Regions from separate parts of the Mus musculus genome. Here regions 1 and 2 are each linked to region 3. A link is a loop called in an ENCODE intact Hi-C map of the cell type or tissue named here. Cell type or tissue: left cerebral cortex. All regions are shown on one strand.

Region 1 (8,000 bases), 83 kb after region 3:
TTGTTATAAAGAAGAACATCAAGGCACACAAAGATAAAAGACATGGACCCATCCCCTTGCAATCACAGGTACAGACAGGAAAAACATTTATTAGAAATTGTTCTGTTTCCAACAATTGAAAAGCAAATTTTTTGAGCAAATAGAGAAAAACCCTACAACATGAAATAATGTTATAGTCAATAATATTCAAATCAGTTAGAGTGAGTATACATCTGTGTGTGAGAGACACATAGAAACCGGTAGATGTAAAAATATTAAAGTGGTATTTAATATTTATATGACTTAAATATCTTAAAAGTTTGACTATTATCCCTTGGTTCATTCTTGTTCAAATTTAAATATAAAGATGCAGAGAAAAGCAATACCAAAAATGCTTACGATGTTTTAAATTTTATGATTTCATACTCTGCAGAATAAAATTAGCTGCTCTTAAAACACTATTATGCATCTGAGTGGTAGGACTCTCAGAGAATAGAATATAACAGGATCCAGCAAAAGAAAAATAGACATCCTGCCTAAGGGCTAAACATATAACTATGCTAAGGCCAGAGGCATAGTCAAAGGGTCAGCTCCTTGATAAGATAATAAATGCTTCCAACTTGAAGCCTCTCGTAAACCCATGGCTCAGGCCAAAAAAAAAAATTCTGGAGCCCACCAGGTAAAAATAGATAATTTAGCAGCCTAGGAGTATGGACTGAGAGTTGACTAGCAAGACCTAGTCCTCCAAAGACTTTACTGTTTAAGGTAAGTTCTCGTCAGTAAGATGAGTAATGGCAAGGAATACTAGTAGATGTATATCAGGCTAATTGGAAAATAAAGACTGAGTTGATGCATTCACCATTTACTATGGTTTTAAAGGAGGCACCTAAGATCCTCTTACATGTTTGCACTAGTACAAATGGCAGACTATTGCAGAACAAGTGAATAAATTGGTAAACTAGGGCTTGCCATTCTATAATTTGCCAATATTTCCTCTAGGTAATCCCAGTATACTGATAGTTCATTGATTCACTTGGTAAAATTAACTGACCCATTGTGGGCTTAATTTATATGTTACAAGTATACAAACACACACAGACACAGGCACAGACACACAGACACACACACACACTTGTTCTTCATCCACATTTTCTAACATAAAATTAAAAAAAAAGCCTTTGGAGTCTGGAATAAAGAGTGAAATGATATTTCTTGTATGCTAATGAATGGTGGGGTTGTGCCTAAGTAGCTGCAATATGGTAGTTGGCCAATCAAAATTTTTAGGTGTGATGAGAATTTGGGACTTTCATCTTTCCCCTAAAGGTAGAGATACTGGAGTTTAAGTTGATCAGTCATGCACATTATTTAGCCAACCATAGTTAGATAACAAAACTCACCCTAAAACTGTATTATCAGAATTTCAGGGCACCTGGCACATGGTGAGGACTTATCTATAAAGTGAGTAGAACTTCAGTGCTTTTTCTCTCTGCCCATCTCTTCATCTGGCTGTTGGTATTCTTTGCAGTGGTTCTTCAAAACAAAACGAGTAAGTTATTTTCCTGAGTTTCATGAACCACTTTAGTAAATTATTCCAACCCAAGTGGGGGCCATGGAAACCTTGATTTATAGATAATTGAGTGTAAGCACAGATTTCACTGGTTTCTGAAGTGTGTGTGTGGGGTTAGTGTTTTGGCTTTAAGCCCTATATCTATGTGATCTGACACTATTTACAGAAAAATAGTGGAAGAGTTGAGATGGATTATAGAATATCCAGGTGAAAAAGTTACTATTTGATTTGAGATAGTTACATTCTGTTTGGAGACAATTTTATAAACAGAAAAAAAAAACCCCAGGAAATTTCTGAATAGGAACAATACATAAGAAACAGAAATCTTGTCAGAAAGACTGGGACCTATGACAAGCATAAGGTATGGGAAGACCTGTGTCCCCATAATAAGCAGGAGGTATGGGGAGACCTGGGTCCTCATAATAAGCAGGAGGTATGGGGAGACCTGGGTCCCCACAACAAGCAGGAGGCATGGGAAGATGAGACTGAACAACTTGGCTGGAGATAAGATTAGGTGACTGTTCTAGCTATATTGCTAACAGGTGGTAGTGTCTGATTCCTGCAAAAGCTATGATGATGGAAAGACCAAACCAATTGGAAAGTGTTTGTGTGTAGACTTAACTATACAATGTTCAATAGCTGGATATATGTGCATACAGACATTTTCCAGGTGTGTGTCAGGAAATCCAGGATGAATTCTAGTTTTTAAAAATCTACATATTTAATTTTATGTGGATGAATGTTCTTTGCATGAGTATAGGTGTACCATACACATGCCTTTTGCTCAACGATGTCAGAAGAGGACATTAGGTCTCTTCCAGCTAGAATTATGGACAACTGTCAACTACCACTTGGGTACTGAAACCAACCCTGTATCCTCTGAAGAAGCAAGTGCTCCTAACCTTAGAGCCATCTCTCCAGCTTAGAATCCTAGGCATTTACTTTGAGCCTGGGGATAAAAGTTAATAGTATCTGCTGATTTGGAAATGAAAGATGGGCATTTTGAAAACTGAGATGCATCTTAAGACATTCTTGTGGGAATGTCAGCTGTGTGTTTAGATACATCAACTTGAGCTCTCTCTATGGAGCAGGGTCAGTTGTACAATTGTGATTCATGGAATATAGACCTAAAAGAAATTCACAGCCAAGACTGCTCTGTGACAGATACCAGTAGACAGCTTTGCAGATCTTCCCTACAGCAACCAGCTAAAAGTCTAAGGCTAGTATAGAAATTACATATTGAAGAGTACATGAAGAAAGGGAAATTGTGAGCTATGTGACTTGTCAAACTAAATACAATGAAGACTGAAGAGTGGTCACTGGATTTGGCATATAGTGACTTCGGTAACAGTTTATTCAGCTAAGAATGCCAAGCATTCTCCAAGAAGCTGCTGAGGCTAGTGCCTGCATGAAGTCAGTTTGACAGCTATGGTTACAGGGAAAACAGACAATTATCACTTTCCCATTCTGTGCCTCATTTCATGAAGGTCAAGATTTAAGATTTGGCTTTAATTTATTTATAGCACCTACATTTCTTTTAAAGACAGTATTTGTTAGCTCACTATTAAAACAAATAGCAAGTATGTTCATAAACACTTTGGGAAAATATGCTTCTATACTTATTCCAAAAGGCATTATTCTTAAAAATCAATAAAGGTGACCCTCAGGCTATCTGTAAATATATATGAGAAGAAACTCTTTGCAGGGCTTTTTAGATTTCCATCCTCTAATAAATTATTGGCTTCTGTATCTAAATTTGTGTTTGCATTTATAAAATTCATTAAAATTTTAGTAATATAATATGGAACTTTTCCTTACAGACCCTTTTAGTTTTCAGATTCAAGAGTCTGAATGAACCCAATTAAATGTGTTCTGTGTACCTTCTTAGTCTGCCAGTAGCAAGGCTCACAATGTGAGCCTGTGCTACTTGCTACAGGGGAGGCCACACAGGAACCAAGAGAATACTGCCTGCTGAGGGAAAAAATGAGCTCATTTCTTCTGAAAGTTGTTGGCGGCAGTGCTGAGAGCTCTGAGAACACAGCAGCTGTTTGTAGATTCTCCTAATTGGCACAGACTATTGTCTGGGTTTGTACTCCATTACTGGAAAAAGTAGCTCCTTTTTGTTTATGCTCTCCAATATGTTCAGCTACAAATATGTACAGGTAAGGATTATGAGAAATTATCTAGGCTAGTAAAAAGGAATTTTGAGGCAGTTCAGTGGTTTAACAGTGAGAGCGAGGCAGGTTCAAACTGCCTTGGAGAAGTATTTTGTTAAAATGAACAAAGCCCATTCTCTCCATTGAATAATATAAACTCTCATCCACATGCCAACAGGACACAAGGACTTTATTATCACTTGTCACACACAGTAGTTTTATTAGCACCCACTCAAAACTAAGCTAATTTAAAAACACTTGAAACCATAGGCAGATGTTTTTAAATGACAAATAAAAAACAAACAAGTAAATAAATAAATTTAGGCTGAATTGCTTCACATACTACCTATTGTACAGAAGCTGGGCTCAGTACCTTAGTCTTTAAACACACTCATTTCCGCACAAGCCACCTACACCCTGGCCACTTTGTAATTGCAAGAAAACAACACTGCCTGTTCTGTCAGGACTTGGTGACCTAGAGTCTCTTTCTAATTTTATCTGTTTAGTTCACTTAACATTAAGATATATCCATTTTCAAACGAGATTCCTGTAAGAGGTCTTTTAAATTTTACATTAAATCCACCACTTTTGACATCTGGTAGCCTTCACAGAAGCTCATGAACAGCCTACACCATATTTTAGGTTTTCCTTTCCTAAGCACAGGGTGGAAAAAATTACATACGCTCACAAAATTCTATACATTAAAGTGTTCATGGCAATGTGGGTTCTAATATCACTAAGCCAGAAACTCCTTAAATGTATATGTCTAAATCAAGAAACCTGATAAAATGAGCCCACAATGGAAAGGATGCTGTAGTGAGAAGAACAATCTAGAGCTACACGGGACAGCGTAGATCAATCTCAAGATTGAATAATGGATACCAGATATATTAGGAAGCTATAAAATTATATACATTGCCTAAACTAGTTGAGCCACATTGAATATGTTCAAGAGACTTTGTTGTCTAATGTCAACATGTTTGACTCTCTGTACTGAACAAAAATATTATAGAATATTATTAGAAAGTATGGCTATATTTCTGTTTTCCTAAAATAAAAAAAGATTCCAAAAGATAGCTAGGCTGCTGGGTGAATTTTATTGCCACAAAAACAGTTTGATTCATAAACTAGATGGTTCATCTCCTGGAACAGGAGATTTTTCTTTTGTGTCTATTCATAGCACTGTTATGCTGGGAAAAATGGGGGCATCATCAATGCAGCTGAGTGCTTATATAGTCATGGGTAGATAAAAGATAAATAAATAGACATGACAGATAAATAAATAGGTAGATAAAAGAAACAAGACAGTGAAAGCAGAAGGCCTTCAATACAGGTCTCCGAGTTTGGATACCAGTTTTAGGTAGTGGAAACGTGGGACATTTTTTGGTAGAGGACAGAATAATACTATTTTTGACTCTCAAGCCTACTAACTCCAGAAAAATAAGAGATACCAGTATGATAAGAAAGGTCAACATGAGGATAAAGAGGCCAGGAGTGGGATGGTGCCACCAGCAAGAGAAATGTGGATTGATACATGAGAAAGAAACAAAGCCATTCTCAAAGGTGAAGTTGTGAGTTTTCAGGAGGATCATTTGATAAGGAATGGGACACCTTAGGGATTGGTTGTTTTGGGAAGACAAAACTATCACAGTAAATTAGCAAGGTCACCCATCAATGCAGATCTCAAACAAATATGGGACCCTGGTGGCAGATATTCAACATATGTTGTTTTGTTCTATGGCAAACATAATATGGGAAGAAAACATAGTAATCAAACTGGTAAAGGGATTAAAATTGAATAATTTTCATTTGCATCCAGGAGTCAAACAAAGGACTTGGCTGCAGATGACTTAAAGAACACCCTAGTCTCAACATAAAGAAATTTGACAATTCAATTTACAAATGAAGTTCAGAAAATAATTCCATTAGAAGAGTATGTGGAGAGCAGATGAATAAAGGAGAAATTCATGCCAACAAAGAATTGTAAATTAAGACCAAAATTTAATAAAACCAGAACAATTAAAATTAAATAAGAGCAGATAACAGTGAGTGTTGGCAAAGGTGTGAGATGGTAGAACACATTGCTGTTGGGGGTGCAAATGATACAGATACCCTAGAAAGCAGTGTTACAATTTCCTGCAAAATAAAACATGCACTTACCATCTTCCCTAGAAGTCATACTCTTAGACATTTACTCAGTGTCCAAAGTTTCATATATGAGTGTTTAGAGATGTTGTATTCAAAATTACATTCAATCACTGCAAACAATCTTCAATATACAAATATTCTTTACCAGGTAAGCAAATTGTACAATGCCTCTGCAAAGAATATTGAACAATGACTGCTAAGTCATCATTTATAACTCTCAAAGGCAATGATGAGAGACATCTTGAATGATTACATATAACATGATGGAATTTATGTGATGCCATTTACGTGAAAATCGCAAAACAACAAGCTATGGTGTGGTTGATAGTAAAGTGGATTCCTCTGTTTAGGTGGTGCAGAGAATGTATCTACAGAGATAGTAGGAGGCCTTCCTTCCTTCCTTCCTTCCTTCCTTCCTTCCTTCCTTCCTTCCTTCCTTCCTCCCTCCCTTCCTTCTTCCCTTCCTCCCTTCTTTCCTTTCTCCCTTCTTTCCTTCCTTTCTTTCTTTTTCTCTTGGAAATCTTGTAGAACTCTGTTTTCTTCATTATTGTCTTATTGTGGTTAATAATTTAAACGTGTTCATCTGTCAAAATTCATAGAACTCCCCGGTATCTTCCTTAAAAGATAATCAGTTTCACCATATGTTCATTTATAAAGACAAATCTACAGAAAAACCATAAATAGAATGTAAGTAGCCAATTTTAATTCTAGATTATTTTTAATTTTAAAAGTATGATAGAGTTTTTTCTAGTAGTATTTAAAATATCACCAATAATAGGTCAAATTATCTATCTATCTGTGGTTTTTAAGATAGGATATCTCTGTGTAACATATCTGGCAATTATGAAACTCACTTTGTAGAACATCCTGGCCTCAAACTCACAGAGATCCTCCTGCCTCTGCCTCCCAAGTGCTGGGATTAAAGGCATGCACCACTATACTCCAAAAATATTTCTCCTTAAGCTTTTAGAGTTCCTTTCAAAAGATATGAAAATAAGACAATCTAATGAAAACAAAACCCAGAACTGCTTTTGTCCCATGATTGAAGTTGAACTTGTACAAGAATGGACAAAATATTTTATATCGAATTGGTTATGTTATCTAATTAGTGAATTTACATGGCTCCTTACTGAGAAGGGTGATACCTGGTTGTGTTTGTTAACAAACTGAGGCATAATCAAGAGAGTAAACAAAACATATCAAAATGATATTTTGTCTCCTTTTAAGATATTCTATAGTTAATTTTGATAATCTGAATGACTTATGCTTTTTAAAGTTACTCTTAATATATATATATATATATATATATATACACACACACACACACACACACACACACATACAAACACACACACACACGTTTGTATGTGTGTGTGTGTGTGTGTGTGTGTGTGTGTATACACTGAAATGCAAATACCTGCAAAGAACAGAGGCATCAGATCCGATTTACAGGTAGTTGTTAGCTGCCTCATATGGATGCTAGAATTGAATTCAGGTCATTTGAAAGAGTATGTGCTGCTAAGCACTTAGCCATCTTCCAGGCGTGGGTTATGCATTCTACAAGTACATGGGGGCAATCATCAATCACAAATGAGTAAATATTTGCCAATTTTATTTGAACGACTTGAGGAATGATGATTTTCATAGTTTTGCAGGATTTTTATTGTTTACTTTTCTTTCAGGGTTAAGCTGCATTTGATGATAGAATTTCACAAGCAAAGGAATATTGTAAAACTTACAGATATCTTTCGAATAAGATGATCCTTTGAAAAAATTGTTCTAAATGATCAATCTACCTTTAATTGAGATAAGAACTGAGATACAAAATTCTAAAACCTAGATTAGAACATAAAATTCCAGTTATATGCCAGTTTTTAAACTTCATTGTCTACTCATTATTTATTCTTAAGTTGAAATGTTGGGCTATATTAATCTGTGTGATAATACACAGACTTCTGTGTTTTGTTATGTATGTGCATCAGTGTAATCAGGAGAGCCTGGATTTCCCAGGCATCGCCCAACCCCGGTGCTCAGGCTCAGGCTCAGGCTCCTTTGTGTTATGTATGTGCATCAGTGTAATCAGGAGAGCCTGGATTTCCCAGGCATCGCCCAACCCCGGTGCTCAGGCTCAGGCTCAGGCTCAGGCTCAG
Region 2 (8,000 bases), 180 kb before region 3:
TGCTATCTACCCTGAAAGCACCTGAAAGACCTTTTTGGCATGTGGATACAAAGCTTGTATAAACACTCCCCAGAGCAATAAAACATTTATTATGTCTACTACCAGACCAAGCAAATTTGTAATGTCCAAAAAAAAAAAAAAAAATCAATCAGTCTAATTTGAAGGTGAAACTACAAAATAGTTTTGTTTTGTTTTTTAAATTTTTTAATTAGATATTTTCTTCATTTACATTTCAAATGCTATCCCAAAAGTCCCCCATACCCCCCCCCTCCCCTACCCACTCACTCCCACTTCTTGGCCCTGAAGTTTCCCTAGTCCAAGTGTGCTAGACTAAGGGGCCTTTCTTCCCAATGATGGCCGACTAGGCCATCTTCTGCTATGTAAGCAGCTAGAGATACGAGCTCTGGGGGTACTGGTTAGTTTGTATTGTTCCACCTATAGGGTTGCAGACCCTTTCAGCTCCTCTGCTGCTTTCTCTAGCTCCCCCATTGGGGCCCTGTGTTCCATCCTATAGTTGACTGTGAGCATCCACTTCTGTTTTTGCCAGGCACTGGCAAAGCCTCCCAGGAGACAGCTATATCAGGGTCCTTTCAGCAAAATTTTGCCAGCATATGCAATAGTGTCTGCGTTTGGAGGCATGGCCCCCCAGGTGGGGCAGTCTCTGGATGGTCCATCCTTTCATCTTAGCTCCAAACTTTGTCTCTGCAACTCCTTCCATGGGTATTTTATTCCCTATTCTAGGGAGGAATGAAGTATCCACGCATTGGGAGTCCTGCTTCTTGAGTTTCATGTGGTTTAGAAATTGTATCTTGGGTATTCTAGGTTTCTGGGCTAATATCCACTTATCAGTGAGTGCATATCAAGTGACTTCTTTTGTGATTGGGTTACCTCACTCAGGATAATATCCTCTAGATACATCCATTTGCCCAAGAATTTCATAAATTCAAAACAAAATGGTTTTATTTATCCTGTTACACCTGTTGTTATTCATAGATCTAATAGCTGAAAATATAAAGTGTAATCTTAAAATATATTATTTTATTTTCTGTTATCAAAATTTCAAATTAAATAAAAGTTTCTCCATGTAACAATGTTGTAAGAGACAGAAGTCAATGTAGATACCTGGAAGTAGCTTCCTAAGAAACAACTGAAGCATGGCTATGAGGTCACAGTGAGATCTAAAGTGATACTTGAACTTAGTTTTCCTTTTCTAACCTTTGTTCAATCATGCAAACCAACAAATAATTCAATAAAAGTGATACATCCATTATAGATTGCTTTGTTATTTTGCTATCATATAGATAAAAGGACTAAACTATTATTTGTTTATTTGGCTTAATTAATGTGCATAACTACTCTATTATATAATAATATTTGAAATAATTTCATTTTTATTTATAAATAGCTCAATTTGAACACTAAGTTGAAAACTCATCTTTTTAGAAATATACAATCAACAATTAGTCAAATATATTTTGAACTATAACCCAGAGTAGAAAAAAATTTCAGCTCATTAGCCTTTACTGTTGTCCAAAACGAGTCAGGAATGGCATAGTAGTAAAGTAATAGAAGTTGAGTGCCCCAGTATGCCATTTCAAATACGTCTCAATGTGAAGATAACTTGATAAATGACAACTGAAAGCATAAATGATTCCTCATAATTAGAGTTGATGTTTAATTTGGCAAGAAATAGAAAATGCACAAGGTTGGAGTCTAGAACTTTCAAATAAATGTAAGACAACATTCTGACATTTGAAGGTTATGCTATTAGGCAGCATCTTTTAACATTTGCAAAAAAGTATTTTATCATTTGGAACATCAAAAGAGAGTCCTTCCGTAGGATAATTCCAAGACATTTCTTCCCAGCAGGGAAGGAAAAAGTTTCAACTTTGTCGTCTCTATATCCTTCTCCCTTGTCATTAGATTTGATAAATTTGCTTTCTGCAGTATTCCTGGTTTCAGCCTAAAGTGTACACCTGTGCTGAGTTTTGCTGAAAGGCAGTCACATATTGTGATCAACGATGAAAATCAGACAGGGAGCCAAATTATATTGCTCTGAAATCTGTCCCTCCATCTGTTAGAATGTTAACAAACAAGTATGAAGTGGACCTCTGGTGGCACCAGTGCTCTTATTTCACATTATCTCTGAGAATAATTTTTATGTGATCTAACCTTCAAAACTCATTACATTAAAAAACACATAAAGAAAATGCAATAGTTAATATCTATGCAAGACACCATTTCTGCAATAGCCTTTCTTAGATCATCAATATGTATAGAAAAATACTATCTTCCTCTGTAAGTCACAGAGATTTTTGTGATGTATTTTTCTTTGCTTTCATAATGTGGAATTAAGCATAACTGCAGTATCATTCTATGATGTGGCATATATAGACTGAACCACATTCTAACAATTTATTTTTAACGTTAAAACAGAAACTTTATATGTGTGATTTTATTTCACGAATTGACAGTGAACTTTCATGATTAACAACCTAGTTTGGTGTGATTGTATCTGGAGAGGATACAGAGTTGAACATTTCCTCTGGAATTTGAAACTCAAAGGTCCAGGGACGATCTTGTTTTTGCTGAACTAGGGCACAGCGGAGACCTGGACAGAAGGCACATTATTCTGTGGTGTTGAGCCTGGCAACCATCTTATAACACTCTTGCTCTCAGGATATGCAGAGTCATGTGGATAAAACATCAGTCTAGAAGAGAAATATCTTCTTGCAATATGCTGTTTTAGTTCAGAACAAAAATAATATGATACCACTATTTTATTCTCAAGTAATGACTAACTTAGAGACAAAGAGATCTGCAGGAATGTCTAGCTAACCATAAATCAAAACTGTATGTTAAATCCTAGTGATGATGCTTGCTATTACACTTTTATTTGAGATCTGTATATGATTTCCATCTCTACATCTAATTACTGCAGGATATAAATATTCCCTTTCTTCTCTTCTGACTCAGAAAGCTCTAACATTTTTATTTTCATTTTGCCAGAAGTAGTAGCAGGATATTGCCACAGGGTGGTACACCATGCATATTTAACTGGCTGCTTTTGCAATTCATTTGGCAGTAGAGTTACACACTTTCTCTAGCTGCACTTAACCAAGAGGCACCGGATAACTGGCATGTTTTTGAGTGATTAAAATTGAAACCAAATTTTAATTCACAGACGTCTGCTAATCTCACATTGTGCCTAACTGTATTTTACTGTGTGAGCTATGTCATTTGTTCCTCTCTCTTGGCAGTTTTCCAAAACAAAATAAACAAACTAATTAGTAAAGAGAAGGCAAAGAGGAATTTATAAAGAGTATACTCATACAAGCTAAAGGATGACAAATCAGCTAGGCTCAAATGTTAATTCCCAGTTATTTCAGTAGTCCTATAAGGGGAATGACTACGTTTACATGTTGTGAAGCAATCTATTGACCTCTCTAGTTTAATTTCTGACATAATAATGATGGTATTTTGGTACATGGATTAATGTATAATTATGCTATTTTGTTAGTATTAGTGTTGGCAATCATGCTGACAAGCTAATGTATTTAAGATTAACAACAACAACAACAACAAAAAACAACCAAAATCACTGAATCACTGTTTATAAATGCCTACCTTGTCCTTTTAAACTTTTAGGTTAAATTAGAACTATTTTTAAGGTTGAAGAAAACCAAGTAACTGTGCATGGCTTTAGGAGAAGTGCATGGTAATGGTTAGGTTGAGTCCCTCAAGGACAGATGCTATTTGTACCATGAGAGGTTGATGGAGCAACTCATCGATATTTTTTTCCATATTGATTTTTAGTTTTATTATAGAAAATAAGTGACAATGAGTGTAGTCACTAAACCATTGATTTAAAGTCATGGGTTGATTGATGGCTATGCTTGCTAGCCTTTGTTTTTCTGTGAGCAGGGGTCTTTACAGACTGGCTGTTTACATAATCCTCATTCTGTTTTCAACACTCATCCCTCTCCTGGCAAAAAGAGAGGACGAGAAAATCAGGTACCTTTATATTTTTCTGAGGGGTTTGACTATACATAGTCTGCAGAGAAAAAAATTAGATATGTAGGTACAACCGTGAGCAGTTGAAAACCAGACAGAAGAAGCATCCACTGTGAGTCAGACATCTCATCACACTTTCAGAGCAGTGGACACACTTAACCAAGCCATTTGAAAATTATTAAAGGTGCTTCACTTATGGCCGGTCTTGGGATGTGGACTACAGGTTACTTCGCGAGAAGCTGCTATGTTTCTGTTAGTAAATGTTTCTTGCAGGGGACTAGTTGCTAGAATTTGGAAAGCCTACCTCTCTCACAGGACCTGCCGAGATAGCCTGTTCCGGAGCAATCGCAGACGTATCTGTTCCAGCCATCTCTGCACATGCCATTGTTTTTGCAAGGATTGCTAAGGCACGGTTTTGCTGTCTCTTTTGAGCAGGATGGCTTCACTCCAGCAGTGCTCTGAATTTCCGCCATCTGCCGGATGTCTTTGCTCTGGCCATCAATAAATAGGTCCCGGATGCAGCCCACGTAGCCGTAGTTGAGCAGAGCAGTCCACACCTCGGTAGGGAAGACTAGGCCAGCCTTATTTTCTGGCAAGCCACCCAGGTACAACTCATCATCTAGGTCCAGGATCTCACTCTCACCGGGAGCTGTGTAGGGAGTGCGTAGTGTGTTGACAGAAATGGTACCTGTTACAAAGACAAGAGAATATGAAGTTGTTTAGGCATGCAATGAGCTCTGGTTCTCTCCTTTCCCTCTCTTCAGTAGAGTGTCTTAAGACACATTTCTATTTTTATACTTTTTTATTATTTTAAATTAAAATATAATTACATAATTTCCCCTTTGTTTTCCCTCCCTCAAAACCCAACCATATACTTCTCCTTGCCCTGTTTCAAAATCATGGCTTTTTAAAATATTTAATTATTTCTACATACAGATATGTATAGTCATTTCTTTTTTTATTTCAATGTTTAATACTTCCAAGTAAAATGAAGTCATCTATGGGATTATATATCTTTAGAAATAAACAAATTACAATTAATGTGGTCCTATTTGATTCCATAAAAACCACAGTATATACACAACTAATAGTAGTGTCATCTTTAAACAATAAAAAAGTGGACATTTTCTACAATGAAATATATATATATATAAAATATGTGTGCGTGAGTATTTGTATGAATTTGTGAGCCAAGGAAAGATTCTTTGACTGATTGATTACTCTGCTTGATTGAAATATTTCCAAAGTCCAAATGAAACTTTTTATAGTGCATAACTATACGAATTCATTTCTATGCTTTGGGCTTCCTTATAGCTATGCATATATAATAGAAGTCTCTCCTGTGTGTTTAAGAAAACACATCAGACTCTGGATTTTATCAAACAACAACAGGAATGTTCAGCCTTACACTTGGTGAAAGATTCAAGAAAAATCACTTGCTTCCTTTTAAACCAAACCACTTATCAAAATCAATAGTTTCCTTTTCCTCACAAGCTGAAAAAAAAGTCTTTTGATTTATAATTATCCATGATTCCAAGGCTCAAGTGTTAAATGAACAGATATTCATTCATATGGAAATAATTGAGAATTATAGAAAAATATGGAATCATTAAAAATGACTGAAAGCACATTTCTTTAAAAATTTAAACATGTCAGACCATAAAAATTCCTACTAGTAACTTATCATTCAGAAAATATATTTTTCTCTATGATGCAAATTATATTCACAAAACACCGCAAGAAGAACTCATTACTCCTACATTTGTAGTTTCGGTTTAAATCATAATGCGAGGAGGGGTGGGGGGAGACAGAGAGACAGAGGCAGAGACAGAGAGAGACAAAGACAGGAGGGTAAGAAAATAGTTAATAGCGGTGCATTTCTTTGGAGCCCTCAAAGCTCAGGGAGGAAATGCAAGTACAGCCATGTAGTACATTTGCTTGCAAAGAAACCCAAAGACCAGGGCCTTTCCCTAGTGAAAACATACATTTACCTAAGAATAGGAGGCTGTAGGTCCCCACTCTCCGCCCAGGAATATGTTAAATCCTGGCAGCAGAAACCATCTTGAACTAAGCTTCATAAAGGGATTGTCTTTCTGAGGGAGAAGGGCATGGAAGCCACTAAAAGAAACTGCCCAGTTATCCAAGTCATTATGGGGACATTTGTCTCTTTAGACTTTCACAGAAAGCAATGGAAAAACTCCCAGGGGAGAAACATAGACATTGCTATTTTGGTCTTGCCAGGAAAGGTGAATGGTGGGGAATTTTGATAGAGGCTGTTTAAAAAGAGAAAAAGACAAAGAACTAATTTATATTCTTCTCAATTGTGGCAATGTTTAGAAGAAAATTCTCAGAAGCACATTAAACCTATAAAAATGTTTTTAAAAATATAGTAAAGGAAATTATAGAAAATGAAATACATAATATTGAGGTGAGCGGACTCATACCTAATATAATGATCACTACATTCACTTTTAAAAAGAATTGTTTTGTAACCCATATTGTCCAAAATACCTCACCAGCAAGTGCATAGATGGGCCCTATCCTCTATAGCAGTTAATGTGAGTTATAGGCTGAAGAAAGCATATCTTGAGAAGAAGGCAAAAAGGCAGGCATAGAAAGCAACAGGCTAGAGGGAGGAAAAATTCAAGAAGTCTTCCTGGAAAAAGAAGTTGATAAAAGTTATATATGTGTAACTGAGAGGAACTATCTGAGAAAAACAACCTAAAAAAAAAAAAACAAACAAAAATACAACACTATGAGGAAAATGGGATACTTTTCTTTAAATAGCTTTTGCCCAAATTCCCCTGTTATTTATAGAACAAGCTTAATTCAGCTAAGGAAGATTAAAAAGCAATTGGCAAAACTAAATTGCTTTGAATCAGACTATTATAGTTCACAAATAAGGAGAATTCTCAGACATTTCTCAAACACAGGGATTTATTGGCTTGAGCAATGTTATACTCTCTGTTGCCTCCATATTATATCTAGAATACTCACTAGATCTGGAGTATGTGGTGTGTGTCTATGTGTGTGTGTCTGAGAGAGAGAAAGAGAGAGAGAGAGAGAAGAGAAGAGAGGGGAGAGAGGGGAGAGGGAAGAGGGAAGAGAGGAGACAGAGAGGCATAGAAAAAGAGACAGCAACAGAGAAAAAGAAAGACAAAGACAGTGAATCCCTATGTATTTGCTTATGTGTGATATGAATGCAGTATGTGTGTGTTGTGTATGCACGTGTGTATAGGTATCTGTAACTGTGCATAATATGGAGGCCAGAGCAGGACATTAAGGTACTCCACTACAATGTTCCACCTTGTTCCTTTGTAGCATGGTCTCTCACTGAAGTTGGAAATAACTAGTTATTTTCAGTTTGGCTGGTAGTCAGAAAGCCTCAGTCTCAGACCCACCCACAACTCTAGGGTAAAGGAGTACAAGGGGCCACATCAATCTTGTTATATTAGTGCTCAGATAAAAATATAGTCTTGTGGTATAGTGGAGCCTCTTTTAGGTATATGCCCAAGAGGTCTTGGAAAATAGCTATTCCCTGTTTTTTGAGGAACCATCAAATTTCTTTCCAAAGCTATACAAATTTGCACTCCCACCAGGAATGGAAGAATGTTCCTTTGCTTCACATTCTCGCCAACACATGTTATCACATGAGTTTTTTATATTAGCCATTCTGAAGGGTATAAGATTGAATCTCAGAGTCGTTTTGATTTGCATTGACTGGTGACTAAAGATATTGACCATGACTTTATGTGTTTCTAGGCCATTTGAGACTCTTCTGTTTAGAATTCTCTGTTTAGCTCCATACCCCACTTTTTAATTTAGTTATTTGGTTAGCTGGTGTATAATTTCTTGAGTTCTTTTTATATTTTGAACATTAGAGTTCTGTGGGATATAGGGTTGGTGAAGATTTTTCCCATTGGATAATTGCTCAACTGCATTCACAGCATCTTTATTTATAATAGCCAGAAAAGTGGAGACAACCC
Region 3 (8,000 bases):
GGAAAGAAACTGATATTTTCATTATAGAAAAAGATAAAACATGAAAAAACACAGAGAAATGTATGGGTCAACTCCATGAAGCAACAGGATCTTCTTTTTACATGATTGACATGGATTGCTCTTGGAAATGGAGTTTAGGTCTCTGTTTCTATCAATGCACACAACTTAAATAAGAGTCTTGATTTTCTTCTAGGAATTAATGAGCTGTGTACTTAAAGTTACTGATATTGTAATATGTACATTCTCGAATGATAGAATTAATAAGAAGTTACTAATGAAGGATGGCAAACTAAATTTAAGGAACTGGTCAGCAGGTTTTTTTGTCAGAAAATATTTCAACTGAGATAAGTTCTTGGTTCAGCAGTTTATGTTGGTTAAGAAACGGGGGTGAGAAGCAGTGGAATGTTTGGAGCAGGACAATGCCTGGTGAGAATTAAACAGCCAGGAGAATGTTAAATATTTCCCATATCATTTCCCGGAGGAATCCTAGAAGGGTACTTTGCAGTTAATTAATTTATTAATTAATTAAAATTATTTTTTGCAAAGACAAAGAGATTTAGAGCCTTGGAACCTTGTCTACCTGACTAGAACATGACATGATATTTAAGAAGCCAACAGAGTTTCTTCTCCTGGATCATTTCCTGTCAAGTAAAGCAAAGCTAGATTTCCATCCTGTTCTTACTGCTAATCTATCTTGGAAAGAGTTCAGAAATTGACTGCTGTATTCTGAATTTTATTCAGTGGTGGCAATGAATTGAACATCAACTTTCTCGGAATTACGATGTGGAGAGAGTGCAGGTGGATGAAAATGGATGTATCTACAAGCTTCTGAGATCATCTACATATGATTTTAAGCCTGTTTTGCCCGTTAATAGAGGCTAAACAGAATGGAGTTCACAGACCCACTGATTGCACGTTTGGAATTTTCACCCACTCTTGGGCTTTACTTCCAGTTATACCCATTTTTTTTCACATCTCTTGCAAATATTTCTAATACCAGAGAAGAGCTGACACAGTTTAAAAAGTACTATTTGTAAAGTATGAGTTGTGCTTTGTGTATGTGTATGTTTGTGTGTGCACCGTTTTTGTATGCATGTATGTTTGTATATGGGTGTGTTTGTATGCATGTGGAATCCAGAGGTCTATGTCAGGTGTTGTTCTCACTCTCCTCCCTGTATTTTCTGAGAGGGCCTCTTATATAAACTGTAGTTAACCAACTTGGTCAATCTGGCCAGAAAGCCATGTGTCTCTGCCCTACTAGTGTTATGACTGCAGGACTCCACTGCCACACCCAGCTTTTTACATGGATGCCAGAGGTCCAGATGGAGATCCTCAGGCATAAGCACTTTACAGATGGATCCATCTTCCCAGCTCTAAGACCTGTCTTTATAGTCAGAAGAGTCACATGGTAATGTGTATTAGAGAAAGTAGTAATTAGTACTGTCAAGAGTTAGCTTCTCTTACATTAATAAAAATACAGAATAATAGCATCAAGAATATATATTTGTAAAAATAGATATTTTCGTTCAAGTGTTTTTTTTTTCTTTTCTTTTCTTTTTTCTTTTTTTTGGCATAGTCAGCAAGAAGATTGGGCCATGAGCATTGTCACTCAGAGCTGCTCATTTATAACTTGTACTGTAAGTGTGTTCTCATGGCTACCTGAGGAGGCACTTTTGCTTCTAGTTTTAAAAGCAATAATAATCGTAGTAAAACAATATCTTAAAAGCAGCAGTTGTTCTTTGTTGAAGATATTAAAGTCTGATTATTGCATATAACTTCACAATCGTTCCTGTTGGTCTTCATGGAAGTGTTTTCCTCCATTCCATAAGGGACAAAATAAAGGTCTTGAGGCATAAATGATATTTGTAAAACAAAATTTAAACTTGGAGATATTAAGCTTTTAAATTAACTGTCAGTATTGGATTTTTGTTATGAGTATTTGTAGTTTTAGAATGTGACTATAATTCTATGAGTGTAAAGTTGTTCTTTCCTAGGTACACAAGAACATGTGTAAAACAAAACACTGAGGGAGTGGTCTGTAATATGGGGGTAAGGTCTTTGCTACCAATCTTACAACAATAAAACAATAATAGATCATGAAATCACAGAGAAGGAAAGACCCTCATCACTGCCCTAGCCACAGTGTGGGGCAGAGTATTCTGCCCTCTCAATAGAAAACCCCTGTAGGTGGAGATCCCCCATCTGTGTGTGCTTTGGGAAATAGCTTCAGAATTGAACAGGCACAGAGATATTGAAGCTTCATCACCCACAACCTTAGGCAAGGTTACAACCTTAGGCAAGATAATGTTTCACTCCCTCTGTGACTCCTCCAGAAAACAGAGTTGATAGGGTCCTGACAGGAAATAGCTGTGGTTAAGATTAAAGGGAGGCGATGCCAGTAAGGGCTAGCATAGTAGGTGGTCCACATTAGGTGCTCAGTAAATTATGGATATTTTTATACTCACAGCCAACTGGCCAAGATTCAAAGCAATTGCCTTAACTTTTTCTCCATAGGTGCCACTCCTAATAAGCGGCTTTTATCCCTTTCCCATTCTTTCTTCTCATGTCTCGGTTGACTGCAGTACTAAAATCTGACCTTCCTCATTAGGTCTGACTTGTCGCATCACTGCTTCTTAAGTTCAACGGAGAGTTAATAGTTGGTCAAGGGAAATGCATTGATTAAGATTATCTAAGGGTTCCAGGTTACCTCGGCAATATAGCATGTGCTTAGCATGCATGTAGTATGGAGGTAAAAGAAGAGGGAGAGGAAGAGGCAGATGGGAAGAAAAGGAGGAAACAAGGGAGGGAAGGAGCAGAGCAAAGACAGACAGACAGACACAGACAGAGACATCGTGGATATGTGAGACTATCGAGGAAACACAATCTCTTACTCTCTTATTACCAATGTTCCACACTTCATCCAGCCAACTCCCTGCTCAGATAAAGGAAACTACTAAAGTGACCTGAAGCCAAGGCAGTCTCATTGAAACTTATTTACTGAAAGGTGGTTTTGTGGTATCTAAATTAGTGGTGTCTGCATCAACGTTGCTGTATAAAATTTAATACGCAGGTCCCTTGATTATTGTACAATACAATCTGCCTCAGGGACTCACTGAGTGTTACATTCTCATGGTGTGAGGAACTTGAGACCAAGCTTCCTATAATATCAATGAACAATGAGGTCTTAGTTTTAAGCAACCAGTTTAGAAAAGCACTTTTAAATTAAACAGTGCTCCCAGTAGCTGGGCTTGGAAGTTTTTGTGGTATCCTTCTCTCCACTAGAGGGCAGGGCCGAGTTATCTCCATCAGAGTTTACCAGTCAGCTCTCAATGAGGAGACATTTCAAGGGCAGAATCCTACTTTGCTCCACTCAGAATGTCTGGAAATGAGACAGAGTATGCCAAGAGCTGATCGATATCTTATTGTGGAAGATAGATGAAGAAATGTGAGGGAAGCAAAATTTAAAAAAAATTTTTTTTTTTTTTTAAAGCAACAGAAATGGTACCGGAGTGAAGGTGTGGGGGTGGGGGTGGGGGTGGAATGGCTCAGTTTGTAAACTGCTTGCTATACAAGCCTAGTCTCTGAGTTCCATTCCTGGGATGTATAGGAAGGAAAGAGTGACTGTACTAAGTGTCTTCTGACCTCCAGGTGGATGTAATGGTCCCCTCCACTATTATATGCATATACATATTGTCTGCGACACATACACACAATAACATACACATAGAAAATTAAAAAAAAAAAACATGTAACTTCCAAAAAATCCACTTATCTGCCACAGACACGCCCTGTGTTGTGGACTCTTCAGCTTTCTTGCTGAGGAGCAAAGCAGGCATGCTCCAGGAAGCGGGCTCACCTGTAAAATGAACCTAACCAAATGCTACTGCCATGTAACCCCTGCCACAGGACGAATCATGGGTAGTGAGGCAAGACAGAGCCTGCCATTTGATCCTGCACTTTCATTACACATTCACATGTGATTATTCATTAAGTAGCATGGGATTAGAAAAATAACACCTAGGCCGTGGGCCTCTAACTTCTATTTTGCATTTTAAAAAATTATTTTTATTCTTTGAGAACTTCATAAAGGTAATTTGTGGGGGTTTTTTGGTAGTTTTTTTCTTTTGTTTTATTTTCTAATTTCATATCTATTTGTTTGTATGTTTGTTTTTTGACACACAGTCTCATTAAGCAGTGAGACTGGCACTAAATTAACAATATTTCTTCCTCTTCTTGCTCTCTCTCTCTCTCTCTCTCTCTCTCTCTCTGTGTGTGTGTGTGTGTGTGTGTGTGTGTGTGTGTGCGTGCCATGTGTGTGCACGCACACCTCTGAGTCTGTATAGTGAATACACATCTGTGGAGACCAGAGGTTGATATATCTGGTGTCCATCTCATCACTCTCCAACTCAAATACTGAGATAAGGTTGCTAACTAGAACATATAGCTCACTGACTGACCAAGCCATTCTAGCTGTGTGGACGGATTCTCCCTTCCGAGCACTGGGATTAGCGAGGCCAGCGCACCCGTGTGGTATTTACGAGGGTTCTAGGCATTAGAAGTCTGGTCGTCACCAAGATCTCTCTTCAGCTCCTAGCCTTGTGTTTTTGCAAAAACTTTCCTGGTATAACAGTTAGGATGAAAATGAGAGTATTAGGTGAATGAGAGGCCAACAGGCAGCAGCATGGTTTCACATCTGATGTAAGGTTCTAAACAGATCCTCAGGTCTACAAATTCCTTTGTAGATGCTAATTATAGTATAGTTTAAGTGTTGAATGAATCCCAAAGGCTAAGAAATTGACCCTAGTGTGGTGCTACTGGGAGGTGATGGGTGTCTTACCAGGAGGCAACTCACGGGAGGTCTGTGGATCACTGTGGGGCTTTCTTGAAGCAGAAAATATGGTCTCAGGACCATATGACTCCTGCTTCCTGGTCATAAGATAACAAGATGACAAGGGTTTTGGTTTGTTTGTTGGTTTGTTTTTAATAAAAGTTCCTGACTTGATTTACTGCCTTACTGGGCCAAAAGCAGTGGGTTAATTGGTCACAAGCCAGAGCTTCTAAAACTCTGAGCCAAAATAAACTTGCTCTCTTTGTGCATTAGCTATTTACAGGTGTTTTGATATGGTGGCAGAAAGGCAACTAACTTGGACAAGATTTAAAACAATGACTTCATGAAATTCACAGGCCAGAGGATGGAACTAGAAAATATCATCCTGAGTGAGCTATCCCACTCACAAAAGAACACACATGGTGTGTACTCACTGACAAGTGAATATTAGCCCAAAAGTTTGAAACACCCACGATACAAATCACAGACCATATGAAGGTCAAGAAGAAGGAAGAATAAAGTGTGGATGCTTCAGTCCTACTTAGAAGGGAGAACAAAATACTCACAGGAGGTAGAGGGTGGGAGACACTTGAAGGGAAGAGAGGAGGGAGGAAGAGCAAAAGGGGGCAGGATCAGGTATGGGAGGAGATGGGAATGATTTACACAGGGTCAGGAAATTGAACAGAGGGGTGTAGCAACAGGGGGGATGTCTTGCTCCTTTGCTCTATGTCCTCTTGCCAATATATTAATAGATAGTAGACTTCAAAGTTTGCTTTGTATGTCAAAATTGCTGAGATCTACCTATTAATATTTCATCTTCTCTTCATAAAACCTTTTAATAATTCCTTAGGCAGGTGGAATATGTTTTAGTAATTCCTGAAGCAGGTGAAGTGTGTTTAATTTGGTAATATATTTTACTTCATTGCTTGTAAGTAGCCTTTTCTAAACAGATTTAAAAAGTAGTAATACAAATACTTCATGTTCTTTCAGTGGTTTGAATGAAAATGGCTCACATACCCGCAACTGTTTGAATACTTACTCCCCAGGAGGTGGAATAATTCAGAAAGGATTAGGAGATTAGAAGATTTGTTACTGAGAACAGACTTTGGGGTTTCAAAAGCCCATGCCATTTCTAGTTAGCTCTCTGTCTCATTCTTGTGGATCAGGTTGTGAGGTGTCAGGAGCTGCTACAGCTCTACAATACCTATCATGATTCCCACCATCATGGTTATGGACCATGGCCCTCTAAAACTGTGAGCTTCAGATAGTCTCTCTCTTTTTTCTGCAAGTTGCCTTGGCCACGGTATTTTATCATAGCAATAAAAAAAAGACTAAGACAGTTTAAAATTAGGAATAAAATACTCCTATTTGCTAATCTCCTATTTATCTGTATATTAACTAATTCAAATCAGACAACAGCCTTTCCAGATAGGAAGATTTATCTACCATGTTACAGAAGAGGAAGCAGAAGCAAAATAAAGCTAAGAATGTTTCCCAATGCATAGCATGGAGGAAGCTTCTGTAAATCCTGAATTCCAAACATCTGTATCCACAAGAATCCAGATAAGTTGCCACTGAGCAATGAGAATCTAATATGGCTGAGCTTCACCTACTTTGGAGCTGTGAACTCCTCTAACCATGCATATCATTGAGGATCTTGTTAGCATCATTTGTCTTATCTTCAAGTTAATCCCTTCTCTTGTAGATGAAGACACAGAAGCCTAGCTGGATGTTGGCGGGTGGCAAGTGATCACTCTTCTCCTGGAATACAACCAAGACTAGAGCCCGCATGCCTCTCATTTTAGAAACTGTAGTTTACTCTGCAAATCATCTTGTGCCTCTGTAGATACCAACCATCTGCTGGTGGCCACCAGAGGCCTTCTGTAGCTTAGACATGGTACTGATGAGGTTACCAGGGAGTGTGACTATGCATCATTGCATTGCTAATGTCTCTATAAATAAAGCATCTATTTAATTTTCATTTAACCTCAAAAAAATCTGATTACTAAATAACTGTTGAAGAATTTATTGGGAATTAGGTTTTATAATTATGGCTCCTGTTAATGTCATTAGCAAGCATCCTTTCATATTTAGGCCTATTAATCCCCATAAGTACAGAACATTATGATAAATATAATAATGATTCTATGGTAAATTACAAACCATTTCCAAATTCCTCAAAGAGTTTTCAAGGCGTCTTTGGCTTCCTTCATTAGGACATTCTTAGTTTGAAGACTGCGGTAATTGATAGCCCCTTACCAGGAATCACCTATCTCACTAATGTGCCTAATCAGGGAAATGATTAAAATTGGAGTCCCAACTGCCAGGCCAACTCTAAATTCCTGTAAGCCAATAACAATAATTAGCTGTTTGAGTCAGGAGAGCCTCAATTCAGATATAGAGCTTTTCAATTCTCTGAGCAATATATTTTTTCAGATAACTATAGTCACCAAATGTCTGGTTTCTGTTTCACAGAAGTTGAACTCATGAAATCTGTCTAATATAGAAAGTGCAATAAAGAAAAACATTATGGCTCAGTCTCAAAGAGAAAAAAAACAACTAACATCTGACATCCATCTAGGTGCCTCATGCTTTCTGAGAATCAGTATTGAAAAAATATCTTTCACATTCTCAAGCCATTCTTAGATATTTTAATTTACCATTTATTTTATTTAAACTACCACAAATCTGCTTTAAAAAAAACCTATTTTTGTGATTGCAAGCATCTGCATTAAAACACACACACACATATCTGTGTTTTAAAATATAAAATGCATGTACTTTATCTGAGGAAACTACTATGCTTATCTGAAGATGCAACAATGGCCTTAGAAGTTGTTCATCCTGAGATATGGCCTGCCCATCCCTTACAAACTCTTCTAGACTGGCAGGCTTCTGAGGTTTTCTTCATTTGGCAGACCAGAAGGAAATGAATCCTGTTCTTTGTTTCATGGAGAAAAAGACTCACAACTTGTTCTCTCTTGGCACATCACATCTCTTCCTGATTCCAGCACTCTCTTGGATGATTCCCAGAAACAAATTCCTAACCTTTGGCAATTGCCTAGCCTTGGAACAATTTGGAAAAAGGAAGTTCAGAATAAATAAAACAGTCATTGAGACACTGGTCTCAAGAATAGAGCAGAGAACATGCTTGTCATTAAGGAATGTGAAA

Evidence for each region. Peaks named below come from ENCODE experiments on the same cell type or tissue, not always from the same donor. Only the 100,000 strongest peaks of a DNase experiment are listed, where the experiment ranks them.
Region 1: it touches region 3 in a loop (3-fold over the local background); 3 of 42 quality-filtered maps call a loop at or near these places.
Region 2: a loop joins it to region 3, with 3 times the contacts of the local background. A loop is called at or near these places in 5 of 42 quality-filtered maps.

Annotation. Positions count from the first base shown.
Region 1 is chr17:90,888,966-90,896,965 of GRCm38, forward strand. The region is part of intron 5 of Nrxn1 (neurexin I); the gene reads right to left. Among named protein-coding and RNA genes, the nearest start is that of 4930480K15Rik, 32 kb to the left of the region's middle. In left cerebral cortex, a CTCF peak has its summit at 3,580; a DNase peak (open chromatin) is centred at 3,555; H3K27ac peaks cover 3,019 bases.
Region 2 is chr17:90,625,567-90,633,566 of GRCm38, forward strand. It overlaps Nrxn1 (neurexin I), which reads right to left. Exons shown (of 23, transcript NM_020252.3): 10 at 4,319-4,702. Among named protein-coding and RNA genes, the nearest start is that of Gm32337, 170 kb to the left of the region's middle. In left cerebral cortex, CTCF peaks have their summits at 3,032 and 4,517 (motif pointing left); DNase peaks (open chromatin) are centred at 2,641, 3,050 and 4,515; H3K27ac peaks cover 3,156 bases.
Region 3 is chr17:90,806,086-90,814,085 of GRCm38, forward strand. All of the region lies in intron 5 of Nrxn1 (neurexin I), which reads right to left. Among named protein-coding and RNA genes, the nearest start is that of 4930480K15Rik, 51 kb to the right of the region's middle. In left cerebral cortex, a CTCF peak has its summit at 3,270 (motif pointing right); DNase peaks (open chromatin) are centred at 3,293, 6,584 and 7,819; H3K27ac peaks cover 2,104 bases.